4 separate regions of the Homo sapiens genome follow, and all the other regions are linked to region 1. Evidence: chromatin contacts called from ENCODE Hi-C data. All regions are on one chromosome and are shown on one strand. Each heading gives the region's core, a stretch centred on a gene start or an enhancer-like site at or near the end of the contact. The rest is flanking DNA. Distances are from core to core; before and after follow the strand shown. Region 1 holds the start of VAPA (VAMP associated protein A). Region 2 holds the start of LINC00667 (long intergenic non-protein coding RNA 667). Region 3 holds the start of CEP192 (centrosomal protein 192). Region 4 holds the start of SEH1L (SEH1 like nucleoporin).

Region 1 (2,883 bases), core at 191-2,690:
GCTACAGAGTGCTGATTGGTGCATTTTACAATCCTCTTGTAAGAAAAGTTCTCCAAGTCCCCACCCAACCCAGAAATCCAGCTGGCTTCACCTCTCACTCCCAGGAATTTCAGGGCTGAAAACACATTCCTCGTGGGTGGCACAATCTTCTGTGAATGCCAGGCTAGCAATTCCAGCAGGCTGTTCCTGGATGGACCCTAATACCTGGATCGCACATGAAAACTTGGATTTGGTGCCTACTTCTAGACTGCTGTTTCGTCTCGTTTATTTTCTAGACAAACTGTGCTGCTCCATGGCAGTAGCATCAATATGTCTTTTGTTTCGTGGCGCTACCTAGGGATTTAAATTCAAACCGTATCACAAAATACAATAAAGGTTTATTTACAGCACATTGGTTTCATTTGACGTTCCTGTACCGGACTACCCTGGCAATCGGCTAAAGTTTTGTCAGCAAGTTTGCTGCTGGGATTTTTCTTATTTGGTTCAGTTTACTACAGCCTATCGTAAGTGATGCAGATGGAGTTAGTTTCTAACATGTGAACGTGAGAACTGTTTTGGTTTGGGTCCATCATTAAAACTGAAGAAGATTATTTGGGTTCGATGGTGTAGATTTTTGACTTTTATTTCTAGTTTCTGTGTGCTTTGTCATATTTCCCCTTGCTTCCTAGACGAGGTGTGTTTCCTTATCTGATTTTGCATCACTGGAGAGAACTCAGGAAGCAGGAGAGGCTGAATTGGATACCACGGGGAATGCAGCCCTGCCAACAGAGGACTGGATAGAATTAGAGCAAACGGACACATCCCCCCACGCCTGTTCTCCACAGGGCAGATTTTATTAATATATTTCTAACATTGGGGCCTCGTTTCAGTCTTCAAGTTTTTTCTTTTTTAGCGCAAACTAGACGCGCTCTGAGAGCCAAAATTAGCGTCCGCGAACCCCACCCCATTGCCTCCAACAGACCTAGCTCTCCTTTCCACCCTCAAACAGCCGTTACTACAGTTCCCAGCAAGCACCGCGCAGGGCCGCAAAGGGCCAGGCCCTCGGCGAAGGCCCCGCCCCGCAGGGGGCATGCCGGGAGTTGTAGTGAGTGGGCGCTTCCCTACTACTACTTGTCCCTTCCACTGGGCATTCCCACTTGGAAGAGTGTGATGCGCTGCCAGAGCAGTTTCTCTAGTTCCGTACTCGGAGCTCAAGGTGACAGAGGACTGCGCTTCCAGCCCTGCGCTGCGCATCGCGTCGGTCCCGCGGACCTTTGCCCCGCCTCCTTCCACACCCGTTCCCTTGACAGCTGGGCTGCGCTCCGGGCCGCGGCAAGCCGCGAGCGCGCAGGCGCAGCAGCCCCGCGCCGCGCTAGGCCGGCCTGGAGGGCGGGACAAGCGCTAGAAGCTCCCGGCCGGGGGCGCGCACGTAGGCACGCAGAGGCCGTCACGTGGGTCGCCGAGGCTCGCAAGTGCGCGTGGCCGTGGCGGCTGGTGTGGGGTTGAGTCAGTTGTGGGACCCGGAGCTGCTGACCCAGCGGGTGGCCCACCGAACCGGTGACACAGCGGCAGGCGTTAGGGCTCGGGAGCCGCGAGCCTGGCCTCGTCCTAGAGCTCGGCCGAGCCGTCGCCGCCGTCGTCCCCCGCCCCCAGTCAGCAAACCGCCGCCGCGGGCGCGCCCCCGCTCTGCGCTGTCTCTCCGATGGCGTCCGCCTCAGGGGCCATGGCGAAGCACGAGCAGATCCTGGTCCTCGATCCGCCCACAGACCTCAAATTCAAAGGTAGGCAGAACGGGGACACCCCCGGGTGGGGTGGGGCGCGCGGACCGCTGGCTGTCGGCGGGGGGGCGCGGAGGGCACGTCCGCGGCCCTGGCCCGAGGGAGCGCCCCCTCCCCCACGCCCCGGCGCCTTCCCTTTCCCGGCTGCTTTCTTGCCGCCACCTCGGCCGGCCTGCCCCTTGCTCCGGCCCGCTTCATCCCCTCCCGCCCGCCCTCGCTGCGGTGCGCGCGCCGGCCGGGGCGAGGCGGAGGGGAGCCCGGCCCTGGCGCCGCCGCCGCCGCCATCTTGCGGTCCCGCGGGGGCGCCTCCTGGGCGTCCGGTCCCGCCCGCGCCGCGGTCCGCCTGGGCCCGCGTCCTTGGCCCCAGAGGCCGACGGCGTGCTTCGGCGGGGCGTGGGCGGCTGGGCACCCGAGGGCGTGCGCTCTGGGCTGCGGCGGGGAGTGGGCTCTGGAGGTGGCGCAAGCTGCGTCTGTCGCCCGCTCCCGGCTGTCAGCGGCGCGGGGAGGCTAGGGCACGGCGCGGGACCCCTTGGGAGTGAGAGCCGCCCCCCGACCCCTGCCCCGGCCCGGGGAGAGCTCGCTGCAGCCGGCCCTCGGGTTCCGCGGAGGGCGTCGCTTGTCACCTTTCCGCCAGGTTTAGAACTCGGCCGTCAGGTGTAGGACGCGCCGGGGAGGTGGAGAGTCCTTGGAGGTGCCTGGCGAGGGCTGCCCGGTGCTGTTGGCACGGACCCAGGTGCGTGCGGGCAGGAGCGATGCGTCAGCCGCAAACGGAGAGTTGTAGGTTCATAGTAGCGGGGCTTCCTGCCTTCTACGACATTTCAGTGTGCCACCCGCGTGCTTTTATTTAGCCCTTTAGTTGAGCTCCTCTGCTGAGAAACCTTCAGTGCGTGTGACTTTTTTGCTTTTACGTTTGCGGTTTCCGACAGATCCTGAGAAGGCTGATAAGGTGTCACCCAGCTCTGGAACTTTGTAGGTTTTTGTAGTACTGCCTGTGATAAGTTTTTTAGTCTGACTTGGTGATCCTGGAAGAATCCCAGGGGCTTTTGGTCGGTTTCCTTGTCAATATGTAGTGTACTTTAGGAAAGAGAGTTAAAATGTACAGATTTTTATTTTTTTTCTTTGTTTT
Region 2 (2,883 bases), core at 133-2,632, 4.7 Mb before region 1:
TTGATATCAAAATGCATCTTGTTTATTTGGCTTTTGAAACTGTTATAACACAACTTATAACATTGGAAATACATTATTTTATTAATACAAAGTAGTTTTCATAGTAAAATACCAAATTAATTAAAAGGCAGAATGAAACGTACCATATACATGTAGACGACAAATGAAAACTGTCAAAGTATCCTTCTCTCTAAAAAGCCACAAATTACGTTCTTTGAAGTAAGTATTGGGTTTTATTTCCTAAACTATACACATCAATATCACCTCCTGAAGCTTTTTACCCAGTTTCACGGTTGGTATTTCGGACATGCAATGTTCCATGCTGTCAAACTTGGAATGCCTCGTTTGGATACAGGGAGACAAAGACTTGGAGACCCAGAAGCCTGAAAGTGGTTCTTGACCGACTTTGTCCACTCAAATTAAGGCATCATGCAGCTGGTCATCACTTACATTGCTGGTTGCACGCAGGCACACACACACCAGTGCTCACAGCCAGCACTTGTTAAGAATGGTTGAGCTGGACCAAATGGTATACGTGTCTTTCATCAATATAAACATGGACTGCATTCATCTGGACACGGGCCTTTCCCGCCTACCGAGCCTGCCCACCACCCGAAGTTTAAGCTCATCTTGGAGGACCTGACACTCAGGAAGCCGTCTCCCGTTGTTCCACCGGCTTTGTGGCCCCAATGTCTGTATAAGCTGCTGATTTGCCTTGGGAAAACAAACCAGCATCGATTTCAGAGAAATTACTGGATAATTTGCGCTGTGAGGCGCCTAGATCGCAAGGCGCACTCCGCAAATGACAGCCGCTCCCGTGCACTTGTCCAGTCATTCGGGTGGCATACTGTCCGGGTGGAAGCCCGCCAAAATAATCCATTTGGAAGGGACGGAGGGCTTCGTCAGAAATTGCCTTCTTGTAGCTATGAGACATTGAGCAAAACAGATAAGAACTGGGGCAATGGAGGCATAAACATTAAGGCTAGGATGTATTTTTGGGGAGAAAGCGGCGGCTAGCAGGGACGAAGCTCAACTTCATGCGCCGCGCCCCGGAATGCTTTGCCTTTAGCCACTAGCGGAGCCGCCCGCCTGAGGGAGCCCTCCGGGAGTGAGCGCACGCAACCGTGCAGTCAGATTCCTCCGCCGACCGCGGCCCTCTCTCCTCGGGCTTTGCCTTCGCTCTCTAGCTTTTCTTCTTTCACTCCCGCTCGCCGACTCCAGCCCGCTGGGCTCACGCTCTGCCGGACACCAATCCCGGCGGCCCTGCCCGACGGAGCTCAAGGCTAGGCCTGGCCTTGTCCGCGGAGTCCGCCCCTCGCCGCCACCGGGATCCGCCCCCGCGCCGACACGCACTTCCGGCAGCGCCGCGGCCGGGAGGGACCGAGCGGGGAGCAAGGCCTGCGGGGAGGCGCAGGATGGACGCGTTGGCTGTCATGATGTAGGACCTCCTGACCTAGAACCATGCCCGGCGCAGGGAGAACAACGAGCTTACGGACCGGGTGCGGGGGCTGCTGTGCGAGAAAGCCTACCTGCTGGCCCGGGAGCGTTCGCCGGCCCACCTGGTGGCTTTCCCTGGACGTTTAACGGCGACTCCGCCCGGCCTCCCGACTTTTTGATGCAGGCGTTCTCTTACATGACTTTCTTCGAGGCTAGATTCTCGAAAGACATCCTGAAGGTGGCTTTCTTAATTAGCTGCCTCACCGGCTGGCGGAGCAGTTCGTAGTCGCCTACATCGAGAGGGAGAGCCCCGTCCTGGCTCAGTACTGGGGCTTCGTGGACGCGCTGTAGCGGGTCTTCGCCGTCGTGGGTAGGAAACAGTCGGGCCGGATCCCCGGTGTCTGGGGAGCGGCTGCCGGCCGGGCCCGCGCGAGCCGCTTCACTCCTACAAGCCCGGCTCACTAGTTCCAAGCTGCTGGACTTTGACCCTCGCTGGGAAGCTTGATCGCCGCCTGTTCTCGCCAATCTCTATGCCTTTGCACTGCCCAGCAACCCGGTCACTGCCCAGGACCTGTTAAAAGTTGAATGGACCTCCCAGAATCACGCCGCTGCCACCGCCGTTTCTAGAGACGGCTTTTGGCCACCTTTGAGAATCAGGGTCAAACTTGGAAGGGCCTGCATTTGTCACACTTCCTCGGACACTAATTTGGATAGTTCAGGCCCAGAGACGGCTTCCCGGGTTAGTGTGCCTGACAACACTGAAGAAAAATTGTGACATTTTCCTTCCCCAGAATTACTTCGTTTTATACATTTCACTTCTCTTCTGAAATCACAGCAATGCCAGTTTGCGCCTTTTGGTCTGAGGAACGCAGGCCCTGGCCACTACCAGGAAAAAGTATTTACTTTTAAAACTTGAATGTATATCTTTACCGTATGCCTAGTACAGTAGTGCTTGGAAGAAACAGATTAGTAAGACAAAATATATGTCTTCAAGAACACTTACGTTCTGAGAAAGAATTCTGAATGCAGATTCTAATGTCTGGTAAAATGCTTTACAGTGTAAAGAATGCATATATGATTCTTATTTTATGGCATTTTAAACTTTCCACCCCACGGTTTTAAAGTGTTAATATATGTTAAAAATATATGCAATTTATAAAGGAGAAGGAAAGCCCAGCTTGATTTTTGCTGCCAAAGATGGTATATTTAAAATTAAACGTAACTAATGGCAAAAAATAATGGGAATGGTGCAGTCTTTGAGCTGTATCCAGTTGGCATTATTCTCTTGGACTAAAAGGAATAGTATTAACTTCCTCACTTTGGGTAAGCCACTTTAGATTTTTGGGCTGCAGTTTTCTCAGGTAATTAGAGACTTTATATTATGAAAGTTTGGTTCACAATTCTTTGAGTCTCTTTTGGGAACAAAGAAGGTAAGAGGAGGATATG
Region 3 (2,883 bases), core at 276-2,775, 3.1 Mb after region 1:
ATTTGGCTTACTTTTTTGGGATTCAGAAAATCTTGAGATTTTCTGCATTTATCTTTGCTCACTGAGTGTGGACAAAGGTAGAATAAAGGTAATTACTCTTTGCAAATACCAAGGCTGCAGGGTTCCAAGAAGAGGTGTCGAACTGTGGAGATATCACTGAGTTTGACAATTAGGAGTCTATTCCTGATAAAGTTTTAAGGACCCAGCTAGACACCATGAAATGCGTCAAAATAAGGTGTAAAAAGTGGAAGCCTGGCTTCCTCTATGGAAAAAAAAGTGGAGACCATTAAGGGAAGGAAACAAGAATGGTCATTAGGTGATGAAACAGAATCAAGGAAGGGGTGTGTGTGGGTGTGTGGTTTGAGTGGTGTTTGTGTGTGGAGGGTGTGTGTGGTGTGTGGGTGATGTGTATGTGGGTGTGTGTTGTGTATGGATGTGTGTATACGTGTCACACACGTGTGTGTGGTGCATATGTGGGTGTGTGTGGTTTGTGGTGTGAGTGGTGTGTGTGGTGTATGGGTGTGTGGTGTGTGTGTTTGGGTAGAGAGGTGCTGCATTTTTGTAGGCAGAGAGAAGGAAACCAGTGGAGAGGATATCCAAGAATGACAGGTGAGCCATGTTTGCAGGAGGTAGAAAGTGGTCAAGTAAACAGACGTCTTTCCCCACCAAGTAACCTCAGGTCTAGGGACTTCTAAACTTTGCGTTTTCCCTCTTCTTTCCTCCAAGGTGCGCCGGACATCTTTCAGTAACTTGAACGAAGTTAAGGAGTTAGCTTTGGAAAAGAGGGACTCTTTTCCCTCTGTGACTATATGGAATAAATTTTGAGATAAGGGACCTTACTGAAAAAGACTGAGATACATTTTGAGTGAAAGGCATGGTCTCAGTGAAGTAGTTAAGGGCCTGTGCCGAGCAGATGGCGGTGATGGGTTTTGTGGCCTAAGAAGGATGGAGAAAAGTAGGAAGCAATCGAGACAAAGCCTACTCTGTCACAAAGAGGCGACTAGATGTGGCGAAATGTCATGAAACTTGGATCCCGAGGAATTAGCTGATTGAAGGTGAAACCTGACGCCTTTCAGCGCCTACCAACAGGAAAGGTCTGCATCTGCCCACGGAAGGACGAAACCTATCGGGGGGGATTTGTTGGCGGGGGATACTTCTTTGCGCATAGAGTGACTGGCGGTGCCCTGGAGACCCAAACTGAATAAAGTAAGCATTATTTTCAAATTCGCCAAGACCTTGAAGGCGGCGCCAACGGGAGCCGTCCCCCGGGTCCCACGCAGCGCAGAGCTCCATTTCCTCCTCCGGACTCGCAGGGCGCGCGGCTTCCTCGCTTCAAATCCAGGAACGCGCTGTCCCCACCAATCACCGGGCTTCTTCCCGCCCCATGTCTTCCCGCTGTCCAATCAAAAGCCAGCTCAGTCTCCTCCCCTTGCCTGGTGCCGCGAACAGACGTAAACCAGAGGCGGGCGCGGTACGGCCGTTCCGGGCTCCAGCCGGTGCGGGGGCCACGCGCACGCGCACTTGCAGTGCCCTGGGACACCTCTTCAGTCCGTGGACTTTCCCGCTGCACACTGCCCTCCGAAGTCGGGGACGCGGGCTCGGTGAGGGGGGACGCTGGTGCCTCGGCCTGCGCCTAGGCGGGAGGCAGACGCATGCACCTTTGGCCTACGTTTCGGCTGCCGGACCGACGGGACAGTGACGGTTGGGCCGGGTGGGGGCGCAGGCTGTGGGGCGGCCTCAGGGCGCGAGCAAGGGGACTGCCGCGCTTCCCGCGCCTCTGCGCCTGGCGCAGCCTCTGAGCTGAGCTCCGCCTGGTTGGGATTAATTGCACGCCTCTGTGTCATCGGGCTTTGGCCGGGCGTGATGAGACAGACTGTTAGGGGATCACGTCCTTCTTTCCTCCCCTCTTGTCTGGGGACTTCCACCTCTTGAGGGACAGGCCCTCTCCGTGCTACCCTCTGGAGTTTCTTGCAGTGTGCTTGTGAAGTGACCGGTGATGTTTCCTTTATGTGCCCTGTGATGGGCGGTTCTGTTCCTCCTTTTTGTTTAAAATTCTGACCCAGGAAGTAACCTTGTTAACTTAACTTAATGCCCTTGTCTTCCGTTTACTCACTTGATTTGGTTTCTGCTAGGTTGCGTTCATTTATTCCTAATAGTTTACCTACATTCCTTGCCTATGATTTCATTATCAACAGAACGTGAAATGAGACGAATGTTAATACACTCTACTTTTACTTTGCTGTTACTTTCAGAGTTTGTTTAGTAAAACATGAGGACCTCTTCAAGTCAGTCGTTTGGAGAACAGCTGTTTATATGACCATATTTCCATTTGCTCTTACTATTTTGAGGTCATTCGACTGGCGTTTTTACTGCTCCAAAATCAACTTTTTCTCCAAATTTCAGTTTTCTAGGCAAAAACGGCAAGCCTTGAACAATAATATACCAAATGCCTACCTAGTTTTAAAGTATATCTTAAAGTGCCAAGAGTAAATGATGAGTTTTGGGGAAGTTTGACTCGGCTTTGGGTTCCACGGCGTGTGCTTTTAAATGTGTTTAATTGTATACATAGACCTACGATTAATGACTATAGTCAGTAATCTTTTATGTACCTAGGAATGTAATTAGTGAGTCCAGATGTGAAATTTGAGGTCACTACTTTAAGGAAATAGCAAGAGAAATTGCAAATATAGCCACTCAGTTCAAATAGGATAGAAGAAAAATATTGTCTTCACTTGAGATGATGGAGGAGGGGTGGGTAATGCAATAATGTGAGAAATTAAAGGAAATTTCCTTTAGGAATGTGTTATGTCCATGAATGGTTTACAAGTGTAATCTTTTCTGGAGAAGAGACTAGGTATTAGGTTACATCTTGAGGAATCTTCC
Region 4 (2,883 bases), core at 200-2,699, 3.0 Mb after region 1:
TGTATTTAAATTTAATTAAAACAATTTTTAAACTGTTTTGATATTTTTATAATAATCAATATATTTTGATTGGACTTTTATAGTGAGCACTTTCTTTGGAAATGAGTGTCTTTGACCTTCAAAAAAGTTATAGTTGTTATCAGTTATCATAAGAGGTGGGGCCCACCTCTTAAAGTAGCAATAAAATCTTATTTATGGTTGAAAAAGGTCAGGTCATTGCGCCACTTCTCTTTGCAGGTTTCTGTGCAATCCATCAGGGGACAGCTGGGACTAATCATTTAAAAAACTTTCCAGCCTGCTAATTTTACCATACCTCACATTTTTGTCATTCCTGGCCAAAATCCAAAGGGCAAGTCCCTTCTGCAGCCTCATTTTTTTTTTTTCTGTACTTTCGCTCCCCTGACGCAAGCTTCCACTGTCTCCCATCCTAACTTTACCACTACGCCCTCTAGAATGCCTTTTCCTGATAAGCAAAACCCCCCGAGTCGTTGGCTCCTCCACTTTCCGGTTTTGGCAGAATCCTTGATCTGAGCCAGGCCTCTTCCCAGGGGCTCTGGCCCTCTTCACTTCCTTTTCCCCGGAGGACTCTGGCTCCCGGGTAGCAAGCAGCCCACTTCCCCGGCCGCTTCCTTCCCCCGGGATGACACGTTTCTACAGGCGGACTCTTCTAATTCATACTATTTCCCTACCCCCGTGGTGGCTCCTAGCACCCCCAGGCCTGTTCTACCTGTAAAATCTTGACACATTTAAACTACTACTTCTGATCCTTTCCTCCCCGTCCAGCCTTCGCTCTTAGGCTGCCGAGCCTGGACTGCTTGTCATCCCCTCAGGCGTCTCCCCGGCCCTCCCTGCTCTTCAGCCGTCCCGACGGAGCGCGGCTCCTGACCAAACCCACGGTTCGTCTTCTCCACCTGCTCCGCGCGCCTCGCATGTGTCTGGGGGGAAACACATCCAAACGTCGACTTAAATGATTCAGGGCCGAGGACCGTGAGAGGCAGTCTTCACTTTTTCATCTTTCTTCATTTGCACAGTATACCAATAAGCTCTTACTACTTCTCAGCACAGGTAACTCGCCTTTTGCAGAGCACCCTCCGCCGCCGAACGGTCAGAGCCTGGAGGAACCCGCACCAGGATCGTAGGGCATGACGGGCCGGGGGCGGGACGAGGATTGACGAGCCGGGAACAGGGCGGGGCTTGAGGGGGCGGGAGGGTGGGGCGAGGCATGACGGCTCTGGTGGGAGGGTAGGCGGGGCTTGACGGGCCTGGGGGCGGGGCGGGGCTTGAGGGACCGGAAGGTGGGGCGAGTCATGACGGGCCGGGGCGTGGGCAGGGCTTGAGGGGCCAGGGGACTGTGTGGGGCCTGACGGGCCGGTGGGTGGGGCGGGGCTTGAAGGACCGGAGGGTGTGTGGGCGGGGCTTGATAGGCAGGGGCGGTGCGGGGGCGTGGGCAGCACAAGCCGTGCGCTCCCGGGCTGCGAGGTCTGGCTAGGCTACGGGCCACGCGCCGCCGCCGCTGCCGCCGCCACTGTCCTCTTCGGAGGCGCGGGCCCGACGGAAACCATGTTTGTGGCTCGCAGCATCGCGGCGGACCACAAGGATCTCATCCACGATGTCTCTTTCGACTTCCACGGGCGGCGGATGGCAACCTGCTCCAGCGATCAGAGCGTTAAGGTGCGCGCGGCGCTTGCGGGCGGGGCCGACCCCGGAAGGAAGGAAGGGGAGTGGGTGGGCGGCGCGGGGAACGGGGCTGTGTCTTGGTTCAGTGACGCCGCTGGAAGCTGTGGGGTGGCGGGCGAGCCCTGGCTGGACTGAGCGGAAGCCCTCCCCGCCCGCGTATTGTGGGGTCACGGCGGCCTCGCGGGCCGCCCTCCCGTGCGCCTGCGCAGCTGGTGCCACGTGCGCGCTCCCGCCCGCAGGGTACGCCGGGCCCTCTCCCAGGCCGCGCTGCCGGGGCTGCGGGCGGGAACCCAGGGGCATCCCACCGTCAGCCTCGGCGTCGTGGGTCTTGCCCGCGCTGTTCACCCGACGACCTGCAGTGGGACCTGGTGGGAGACTTTGCCTGGCTGGCGCTGCGTCGAGTTCTGTGCCCCGCCGGTGTTCTCTCACCAGGGCACATGGTTTTCTCCGTGGGTTCAGAGCAGAAGCTCACTTTGTTACGCCGAGGAAGAAAAATACAAACCATTTACATCCAATGATTTCCCTGCTTGCTGCCCAGGAATCGGAGGGTTTGTTTCTTGAAGTTCCCGTAAACGTCTGTAGACACTTCCGACAAGCAGAATTTCTTTTCTTTTTTTTTTTTTTTTTTTGAGACCGAGTCTCACTCTGTCACCCAGGCTGGAGTGCAATGGCACGATCTCGGCTCACTGCAACGTCCGCCTCCCGCTTTCAGGCGATTATCCTGCCCCAGCCTCCCAAGTAGCAGGGATTACAGGTGCACGCCACCACCCCCGGCTAATCTTTTTTTTTTTTTGTATTTTTTAGTAGAGACAGAGTTTCACCATGTGGGCCAGGCTGGTCTCGAACTCCTGACCTCGTGATCCACCCGCCTCGGCGCCTCGGCCTCCCAAAGTGCTGGGATTACAGGCGTGAGCCACCGCGCCCGGCCTACAAGCAGAATTTCTAATGTGGGGATGCTACATGAGATTTAGGAACCTCCCAGATGTGTTGCAGGATGAATGAAAGCTGGAGTGCGGATTATTTGGTTCTCGACAACTCCAGAGTAACTGGAAATCTGAAGGATAGTTTATCCTTTTTCACATTCGAGTTTGATACCAGTGATCTCTCAAAGATAAACTTTTTATAAATAGTGTTGCAATTTTTAAAAGATGTAGTTTCTTTTTTAAAACAAGTTTATTTTTGTTGTAATAAACTACGTTAACCGTT

What was found. A loop is a pair of places that touch in the nucleus more often than their neighbours do. Pooled maps may share reads with other maps.
Region 2: a loop to region 1 is called in a map of B cell, with 20 times the contacts of the local background. The contact joins the promoter of LINC00667 here to the promoter of VAPA in region 1. A Hi-C loop is called at or near these places in 3 of 168 maps with a recorded cell type or tissue (B cell, CD4-positive, alpha-beta T cell and naive thymus-derived CD4-positive, alpha-beta T cell) and 10 of 50 pooled maps.
Region 3: a loop to region 1 is called in a map of CD4-positive, alpha-beta T cell, with 6 times the contacts of the local background. The contact joins the promoter of CEP192 here to the promoter of VAPA in region 1. A Hi-C loop is called at or near these places in 2 of 168 maps with a recorded cell type or tissue (CD4-positive, alpha-beta T cell and naive thymus-derived CD4-positive, alpha-beta T cell) and 7 of 50 pooled maps.
Region 4: a map of B cell shows a loop between it and region 1 (21-fold over the local background). The contact joins the promoter of SEH1L here to the promoter of VAPA in region 1. A Hi-C loop is called at or near these places in 2 of 168 maps with a recorded cell type or tissue (B cell and CD8-positive, alpha-beta T cell) and 9 of 50 pooled maps.

Annotation. Positions count from the first base shown.
Region 1 is chr18:9,912,576-9,915,458 of GRCh38, forward strand. It overlaps VAPA (VAMP associated protein A), which reads left to right and starts at 1,441. Exons shown (of 6, transcript NM_194434.3): 1 at 1,441-1,760. The coding sequence starts at 1,682. It overlaps LOC124904245 (a long non-coding RNA gene), which reads right to left and starts at 1,373. Exons shown (of 2, transcript XR_007066284.1): 1 at 1,137-1,373; 2 at 358-758. RefSeq lists silencers at 1,376-1,425, 1,636-2,425 and an enhancer at 1,943-2,560.
Region 2 is chr18:5,236,718-5,239,600 of GRCh38, forward strand. LINC00667 (long intergenic non-protein coding RNA 667) reads left to right here and starts at 1,383. Exons shown (of 3, transcript NR_015389.1): 1 at 1,383-2,332. It overlaps LINC00526 (long intergenic non-protein coding RNA 526), which reads right to left and starts at 1,312. Exons shown (of 1, transcript NR_026849.1): 1 at 7-1,312. RefSeq lists a silencer at 1,329-1,498 and an enhancer at 1,719-1,898.
Region 3 is chr18:12,989,837-12,992,719 of GRCh38, forward strand. CEP192 (centrosomal protein 192) reads left to right here and starts at 1,526. Exons shown (of 45, transcript NM_032142.4): 1 at 1,526-1,601. RefSeq lists enhancers at 1-457, 848-1,227 and a silencer at 1,708-1,787.
Region 4 is chr18:12,946,562-12,949,444 of GRCh38, forward strand. It overlaps SEH1L (SEH1 like nucleoporin), which reads left to right and starts at 1,450. Exons shown (of 9, transcript NM_001013437.2): 1 at 1,450-1,671. The coding sequence starts at 1,561. RefSeq lists silencers at 1,148-1,597, 1,638-1,987, 1,998-2,097 and an enhancer at 2,029-2,630.